2 separate regions of the Homo sapiens genome follow, and region 1 is linked to region 2. Evidence: chromatin contacts called from ENCODE Hi-C or POLR2A ChIA-PET data. All regions are on one chromosome and are shown on one strand. Each heading gives the region's core, a stretch centred on a gene start or an enhancer-like site at or near the end of the contact. The rest is flanking DNA. Distances are from core to core; before and after follow the strand shown.

Region 1 (3,667 bases), core at 906-3,405, 210 kb after region 2:
GGCGCAGTGGCTCACGCCTGTAACCCCAGCACTTTGGGAGGTCAAGGCAGGCGAATCGCTGGGGCCCAGGAATTCAAGACCAGCCTGGGCAACATGGCAAAACCCTGTCTCTACAAAAAATTAGCCAGGCATGGTGGCATGCGCTTGTAGTTCCAGCTACTCTAGGGGTTAAGGTAAGAGGGTCATCTGAGCCTGGGAGGTCGAAGTCGCACTCCAGCCTGGGTGACAGAGTGAGACCCTGTCAAAAAAAAAAAAAAAAAAAAGCTGGCCAGAGTTCGAGACCAGCCTGGCCAACATGGTGAAACCTTGTCTCTCTAAAAATACAAAAATTAGCCAGGTAGGGGCCGGGCGCGGTGGCTCACGCCTGTAATCCCAGCTCTTTGGGAAGCCGAGGCGGGCGGATCACGAGGTCAGGAGATTGAGACCATCCTGGCTAATAGGGTGAAACCCTGTCTCCACTAAAAATACAAAAAATTAGCCGGGTGTGGTGGCAGGCGCCTGTAGTCCCAGCTACTCGGGAGGCTGACGCAGGAGAATGGTCTGAACCCAGGAGGCGGAGCTTGCAGTGAGCCGAGATCGCGCCACTGCACTCCAGCCTGGGCGACAGAGAGAGAGTCTGTCTCAAAAATAAAATAAAATAAAATATTAGCCAGGTGGAGTGGCGGGCACCTGTAGTTCCAGCTACTTGGGAGGCTGACGTGGGAGAATCACTTGAACACAGGAGGCAGAGGTTGTCGTGAGCCAAGATTGCACCACTGCGCTTCCAGCCTGGGTGACACAGTAAGACTTTGTCTTAAAAAAAAAAATAGTTCTGGAGATGTATGGTGGTGATGGTTGCCCAACAGTGTGAAGGTACTTAATGCCATGAAACCGTACAGTTAGTTGCGATGGTAAATTTTACATGTATTTTAGCACAATTAAAATATACGTATATAATACATCTATCTATGCATCTAAACCAGATGCTGCGAGACAGGAAGAGGAGCTGGTGAAGGCATGCAGTGCTGGAAGGGTCCTGAGGGGGACGGTCCCTGCCTAGGGTCCCCTGCGCAGCCTGGGAAGGCTGGCCACTGCTGTCTGCAGATGAGCTGGTTGTCCCGGCTGTCCTGGACTCCCTAAAGGCAGGTGCGCACACAACCACTAGAGGGCAGCATGGGCTGGCGAACGGGGAGCCCGGGCATGAATGATTTCAGGGTTCACACGGGTCCTCAACTTCTCCAAACTGCAAGAGGGGAAGGGTCATTCCGGCCCACGCACCACGCAGGGTGGCAGTGAGGCTGAGAGGAGAGAACAGATTGCAAAACTAGAAAGTGTCCAGCCTGGGCCAGGCACGGTGGCTCACGCCTGTAATCCCAGCACTTTGGGAGGCAGAGGCCGGTGGATCACCTGAGGTCAGGAGTTCGAGATCAGCCTGACCAATATGGTGAGACCCTCGTCTCTACTAAAAATACAAAAATTAGCCGGGCATGGTGGCGTGTGCCTGTAGTCCCAGCTATTCAGGAGACTGAGACAGGAGAATCGCTTGAACCCGGAAGGCGGAGGTTGCAGTGAGCCAAGATCATGCCACTGCACTCCAGCCTGGGCGATAGAGCTAGACTCTCTCTCAGAGAAAGACTCTGTCTCAAAAAAAAAAAAAAAAAAAAAAAAAAAAAAAAAAAAAAAGAGAAGGAGACCAAGGTGCAACTTTCTTCGGTTGTCCCGAATCCGGGTTCATCCCACACCAGCCACCTCCACCATGCCGTGAAGTTTGACCCCAGAGAGATCAAAGTTGTATACCTGAGGTGCACTGGAGGTGAAGTCGCTGCTTCTGCGCTGGCCCCCAAGATCGGCCCCCTGGGTCTGTCTCCAAAAAAGGTTGGTGATAACATTGCCAAGGCAACGGGTTACCGGAAGGGCCTGAGGATTACAGTGAAACTGACCATTCAGAACAGACAGGCCCAGATTGAGGTGGTGCCTTCTGCCTCTGCCCTGATCATCAAAGCCCTCAGGGAACCACTAAGAGACAGAAAGAAACAGAAAAACATTAAACACAGTGGGAATATCACTTTTGATGAGATCGTCAACATTGCTTGACACACGTGGCACCGATCTTTAGCCAGGGAACTCTCTGGAACCATTAAAGAGATCCTGGGGACTGCCCAGTCTGTGGGCTGTAATGTTGATGGCCGCTACCCTCATGACATCATAGATGACATCAACAGTGGTGCTGTGGAATGCCCAGCCAGTTAAGAAGCAGAAAGGAAAATATTTCAATAAAGGATCACTTGACAACTGGTGGAAAAAAAAGAAAAAGAAAGAGTGTCCAGCCTGGGCAATGTGGAGAAACTCCATCTCTACTAAAAATAGAAAAATTAGGCAGGGCCAGGCGCAGTGGCTCATGCCTGTAATCCCAGCACTTTGGGAGGCCGAGGCGGGTGGATCACCTGATGTCAGGAGTTCATGACCAGCCTCAACATGGAGAAACCCCGTCTCTACTATAAAAATACAAAATTAGCTGGGCGTGATGGTGCATGCCTGTAATCCCAGCTACTCGGGAGGCTGAGGCAGGAGAATTGCTTGAACCTGGGAGGCGGAGGTTGTGGTGAGCCGAGATCACGCCATTGCACTCCAGCCTGGGCAACGAGAGCGAAACTCCGTCTCAAAAAAAAAAAAAAAGAAAAAAAGAAAAATTAGGCGGGCGTGGTGGTGAGCACCTGTGGTCCCAGCTACTTGGGAAACTGAGTTGGGAGATTCACCTGAGCCTGGGATGCAGAGGTTGAAGTAAGCTGAGATCGCACCACGCCACTGCCCTCCAGCCTGGGCCACAGAGCGAGACCCTCTCTCCAAAACAAAACAAAACAAAAAACTAGAAAGTGAGTGATATGGCTGTGGAATTGCTGCCTCTGTCCTAGAGACACGCCCTTTTGGAGGGAGACCTGTGTCAGCAGACTGAATTCTTCATTGGCTCAAACCCCCACCTGCTAGGAGGGGCCCACCTGGAAGTCCCCATGCTGCTACCCTGCAATTCCATACCTGGGAACCTGGGCACAGTAAGCACAGAATCAGAGCTGGGACAAAGGACAGCATGGTGCACTGGGAGCCCTGAGCCTTTCTGATGGTCACCCTGTCCCCAGAGGCCCCTTTCCCGAGGGCACACCCAGGTGTGAACTTCACCCAGCACAGGCCACAGGCCAGCCCCTCCAGGGCAACCCAAGCCCCTCCCTACCCTGCTAGAGAGACAAATGGTGGGAACCGGGAATTGAATGGGGGGATGGGGAGAGGGGAGGAGGCTGAGCTGATGAGGAAGAATTGCAGGGACTGAGAACATTTTCCAAAAAATGTTCTCCTCACTTTAATGTACAGTTTATGTAACAAAATAATCTATGAAGTAGCAATTTTGACATTGCCAAAGAGGAGGAAGCTGCACATCAGAGAGCTGGTATAACTGCACAAGGCCGCACAGCAGAGACAGGATCAAAGCAGGTCCAGTGAAAATTCTATAGTCCTCCACTACAGACCCACTTCAGAAATCCATATTCTAGAATGTTTCAGAACCCATCGTGTAACACAGGTGCCAATGTCCAACTGAAAAAACCTTTAATGTCTGGAGCTCTGCATCTCTGCATCTTTTTTTTTTTTGAGACACAGTCTCACTCTGTTGCCCAGGCTGGAGTACAGTGGTGCAAAT
Region 2 (3,626 bases), core at 59-2,558:
TTGTAAAATATTTACCTTGCACTGTAGTAAAAATTAAATGAGGTAATCTATGCAAAGCACCTTGCACTTAGGAGACATTTAATAAGTGCTGGCTTTCATAATTCAGATCAGTACGGTCAGATATAGTGTTGCTGAGCTGAATCAGAAATTGCTGACGTTCAATAACTAGGAAGATGAATTTTGCTTCCTCCGACTTGATCCTAGGAAAATTGCCTTCATTTGAGCATTTCTTGAGTCAGGTGACATCTTCAGATTTGGGGAAGGGGCAGCCAGTTTCTGCTCTCAAATGCAATGTCACCTGCCACTGTAAGCTGGGGAGAGGAGAGGGGAGGAATCCACAGCAGCCATCCCAGCAAGGCCCCAGGATGGGGACACAGAGAAGGTTCAGGCTCCAGAATCCCTTCTTTTTTCTTTTTTTGAGACGGAGTCTCACTCTGTTGCCCAGGCTGGAGCGCAGTGGCGCAATCTCAGCTCACTGCAACCTCCGTCTCCCGGGTTCAAGCGATTCTCCTGCCTCAGCCTCCCGAGTAGCTGGGATTACAGGCCCGCGCCACCATGCCCGGCTTTTTTTTTCTTTTTTTTGTACCTTTGTAGAGACAGAGTTTCACCATGTTGGTCAGGATGGTCTCGAACTCCTGACCTCGTGATCCGCCCGCCTCAGCCTCCCAAAGTGCTGGGATTACAGGCATGAGCCACCGGGCCGGCCAAAATCCCTTCTTGACCAATGATGACACTAAGATGTGGGAGGCCACGCCCATGTTGAGCCCTGGGGTTTGCTTATTGAGGGTCCAGGTAAATCAACCATCTCAAACCATAAGGGGCATTTTGGAGCCGGCCACCAGCTTCCAACTCGACCCGGGGCCAGCAGGGGCGCCTGTCTCGGTGCTTTCCATGCCCGACAGCCAGCAAGCAGTCCCTCCACGTGTACCCGGCCCCCGTCCTTCCGGCCTTACCTCGCCCCAGGCCGGTTGGAGGTCCCAGTATCCAGGGGCACCCCGATGAAGGCAGCGTCCAGCCCCTCGGGGGAGGTCTGCACCGGCAGGCGCATCATGGAGCAGACGCCCACCGGCCGGGCCACGAACTCGGGGCTGGGGGGCTGGTTCCGGGGCGCGTCGGAAGCCTGGCGGCTCTGGCGGCGCCCCGGATGAAAGAGCCCTGCGGCAGGACGCGCGCCCACGCCGGGCCCCGGGCCCCGGGCGCACCCGGACGCCAGCAGCCTCAGCATTGCCGCGCGCGGCCAAGACCTCACCGACCAAACCGCCCGCGAGGCCGCCGCGATCTGGCTGGTCCCGAACGGCGAGGCGAGTGTGCACGCGCCAGAGCCGGAACCCGAGCCGGCTCAAAGGTCAGGGGCGCCCTAGGATCAAGGCGGGGGAGGGGCCCCAGGACCTGCCGTGCTCTCCCCTCAACCCCTCTGGACTTCAGCCTCTGGCAAATAGAGTCAGGCTGGGGGTGCCCACTGGCCGGCACTGTGCCAGGGGTGTCTGCGCCCTGCTCCCCACTGTGGCCTTCAGCAGCCTCTTCTCCCATTCAGAGTAATTGTTTGTTTTTATAGAGACGGTCTCACTGTGTTGCCCAGACTGGTCTCCAACTTCTGGACTCAAGTGATTCTCCCACCTTGGCCTCCCAAAGTGCTGGGATTACAGGTGTGAGCCACAGCAGCCACCCCAGAGTAATATTTTTAAAGCCAGAAAGATATGAAGGAAAATGATCTTTCTCTAAGCCAGAAAAATAGGAAATGCATTTTTTTAAATAATGTATTTTTAAATGTCCAGGGATAGGAATCTCAAGAAGCAGTAAAGTTAGTTAGCTACTTAGCTAGCTAGCTAGTTATTTTGAGACAGGGTCTTGCTGTGTTGCTCAGGCTGGAGTGCAGTGGCACAATCATAGCTCACTGCAGCCTCAAACTGCTGGGCTCAAGCAATCGTCTCACCTCAGCCTCCCGAGTAGTTGGGACTACAAGCGTGAGCCATCGCGCCTGGCCAGTAAAGTCTTTTTAAATAACCTTGTTAAAAAAGGACTAGAGGCCAGGGGCGGTGGCTCACGCCTGTAATCCCAGCACTTTGGGAGGCTGAGGCGGGCGGATCACGAGGTCAGGAGATCGAGACCATCCTGGCTAACACGGTGAAACCCCATCTCTACTAAAAGTACAAAAATTTAGCCGGGCATGGTGGCAGGTGCCTGTAGTCCCAGCTACTTGGGAGGCTGAGGCAGGAGAATGGCATGAACCCGGGAGGCGGAGCTTGCAGTGAGCTGAGATCAGGCCACTGCACTCCAGCCTGGGCAACAGAGCAAGACTCCGTCTCAAAAATAAATAAATAAATAAATAAATAAATAAATAAATAAATAAAGGACTTACAGGCAAGCTGTAAGGAAGGTCACAGTGCCAGAGAACCTGTTACATCCTCTTTATTTCTAAGGGGAAAGAAAAACACACGTGGAAAGAAAGAAGTGATTTGTAATGGAATTATGTGAGCCATTTAGCAGTATTATATATATTATTTTTTCTGATCTCTAAATGTTGAGATTGAATGGAAAAGGCTCACATTTGCATTTACGTTGCAACCTCTACACAAAGGTTGCACATTAGGCCAGGCGCGGTGGCTCACACCTGTAATCCCAGCACTTTGGGAGGCCGAGGTGGGCGGATCATGAGGTCAGGAGATGAGACCATCTTGGCTAACATGGTGAAACCCCATCTCTACTAAAAATACAAAAAATTAGCCAGGCGTGGTGGTGGGCACCTGTAGTACCAGCTACTCGGGAGCCTGAGGCGGGAGAATGACGTGAACCCGGGAGGGTGGAGTTTGCAGTGAGCCAAGATCGCGCCACTGCACTCCAGCCTGGGCAACACAGCAAGACTCTGTCAAAAAAAAAAAAAAAGGTTGCACATTAAACCCCACACCACTCCAGCCTCCACTCTGGAGTGGAGCCTCCACTCTGCAGGTCGGGACAGAGTTTCCTAATGGTCAATTATCAGTGCTTAGTGTTGGCCTTGGGGCAGGTCCCAGCCATTTTCTGGAACAAATGCAACAATCTCTCAGTTATTTTTTCCTTTTTTTCTCCCTTATGCCACTTAAAGGGTCTCAGTTATTCTCTTGACTCCCAAATTCAACTGCTATTTCTTTCATGTTGCTTGTCCTGAATGTATCATGTTCTTACTCCGGGTTTTTCTTTCATTCAGCTCACAAATATTGAGTGTCCGCTATGTGCCAGGCGTTCCAATGAGGTGTCCCCAACATCCACTACTGCTGAGCACCCTCTCTCCTTGAAACGTTCCTCAGGCGGCCTCTTGACTGGGACTCCCCTGGTCTCCTTCCACCTTCGTGGCTCCTTCTCGGCTGGCAATCCCTTTTAATACGGAGGTGATGACTTTCACCCATAGGCAGGTCAACCACAAGCCCAAATCCCAGCCCTGAGCTCCAGGCGACCAATTTCTAACCCTGACCTGGATGCTTGACAGCACCTGGGGTGGGCTGCAAGTTCAGCCAGCGACTTTCCACCTCCCTGTCTCTGATCCTGCTCTACGCCCCCAAATTTAAGAAGTCCTGATGGTTTCCTGCCCCCAAGCCTTCTGCTCATTTCCTCTGCTGTTACTCTGGTCCAGGCCTTCCCACCCCAGCTTT

Evidence for each region. Hi-C counts contacts between places; a loop is a spot of excess contacts on that map. ChIA-PET counts read pairs that join two places held with the same protein, here RNA polymerase II (POLR2A). Pooled maps may share reads with other maps.
Region 1: a loop to region 2 is called in a pooled map, with 2.2 times the contacts of the local background. The contact joins the enhancer-like site here to the promoter of AGMAT in region 2. A Hi-C loop is called at or near these places in 5 of 50 pooled maps. POLR2A ChIA-PET finds 5 or more read pairs at or near these places in 7 of 52 experiments (A549, A673, GM12878 and 4 more).

What each region holds. Positions count from the first base shown.
Region 1 is chr1:15,791,061-15,794,727 of GRCh38, forward strand. It overlaps the pseudogene RPL12P14. Among named protein-coding and RNA genes, the nearest start is that of UQCRHL, 15 kb to the right of the region's middle. RefSeq lists an enhancer at 717-1,217. Within about 2 kb of position 2,156, at least 3 of the 41 ENCODE cell types and tissues checked have a DNase peak (open chromatin) inside an H3K27ac peak, as active enhancers do.
Region 2 is chr1:15,583,743-15,587,368 of GRCh38, forward strand. AGMAT (agmatinase (putative)) reads right to left here and starts at 1,309. Exons shown (of 7, transcript NM_024758.5): 1 at 954-1,309. The coding sequence starts at 1,225. RefSeq lists an enhancer at 802-851 and a silencer at 962-1,291.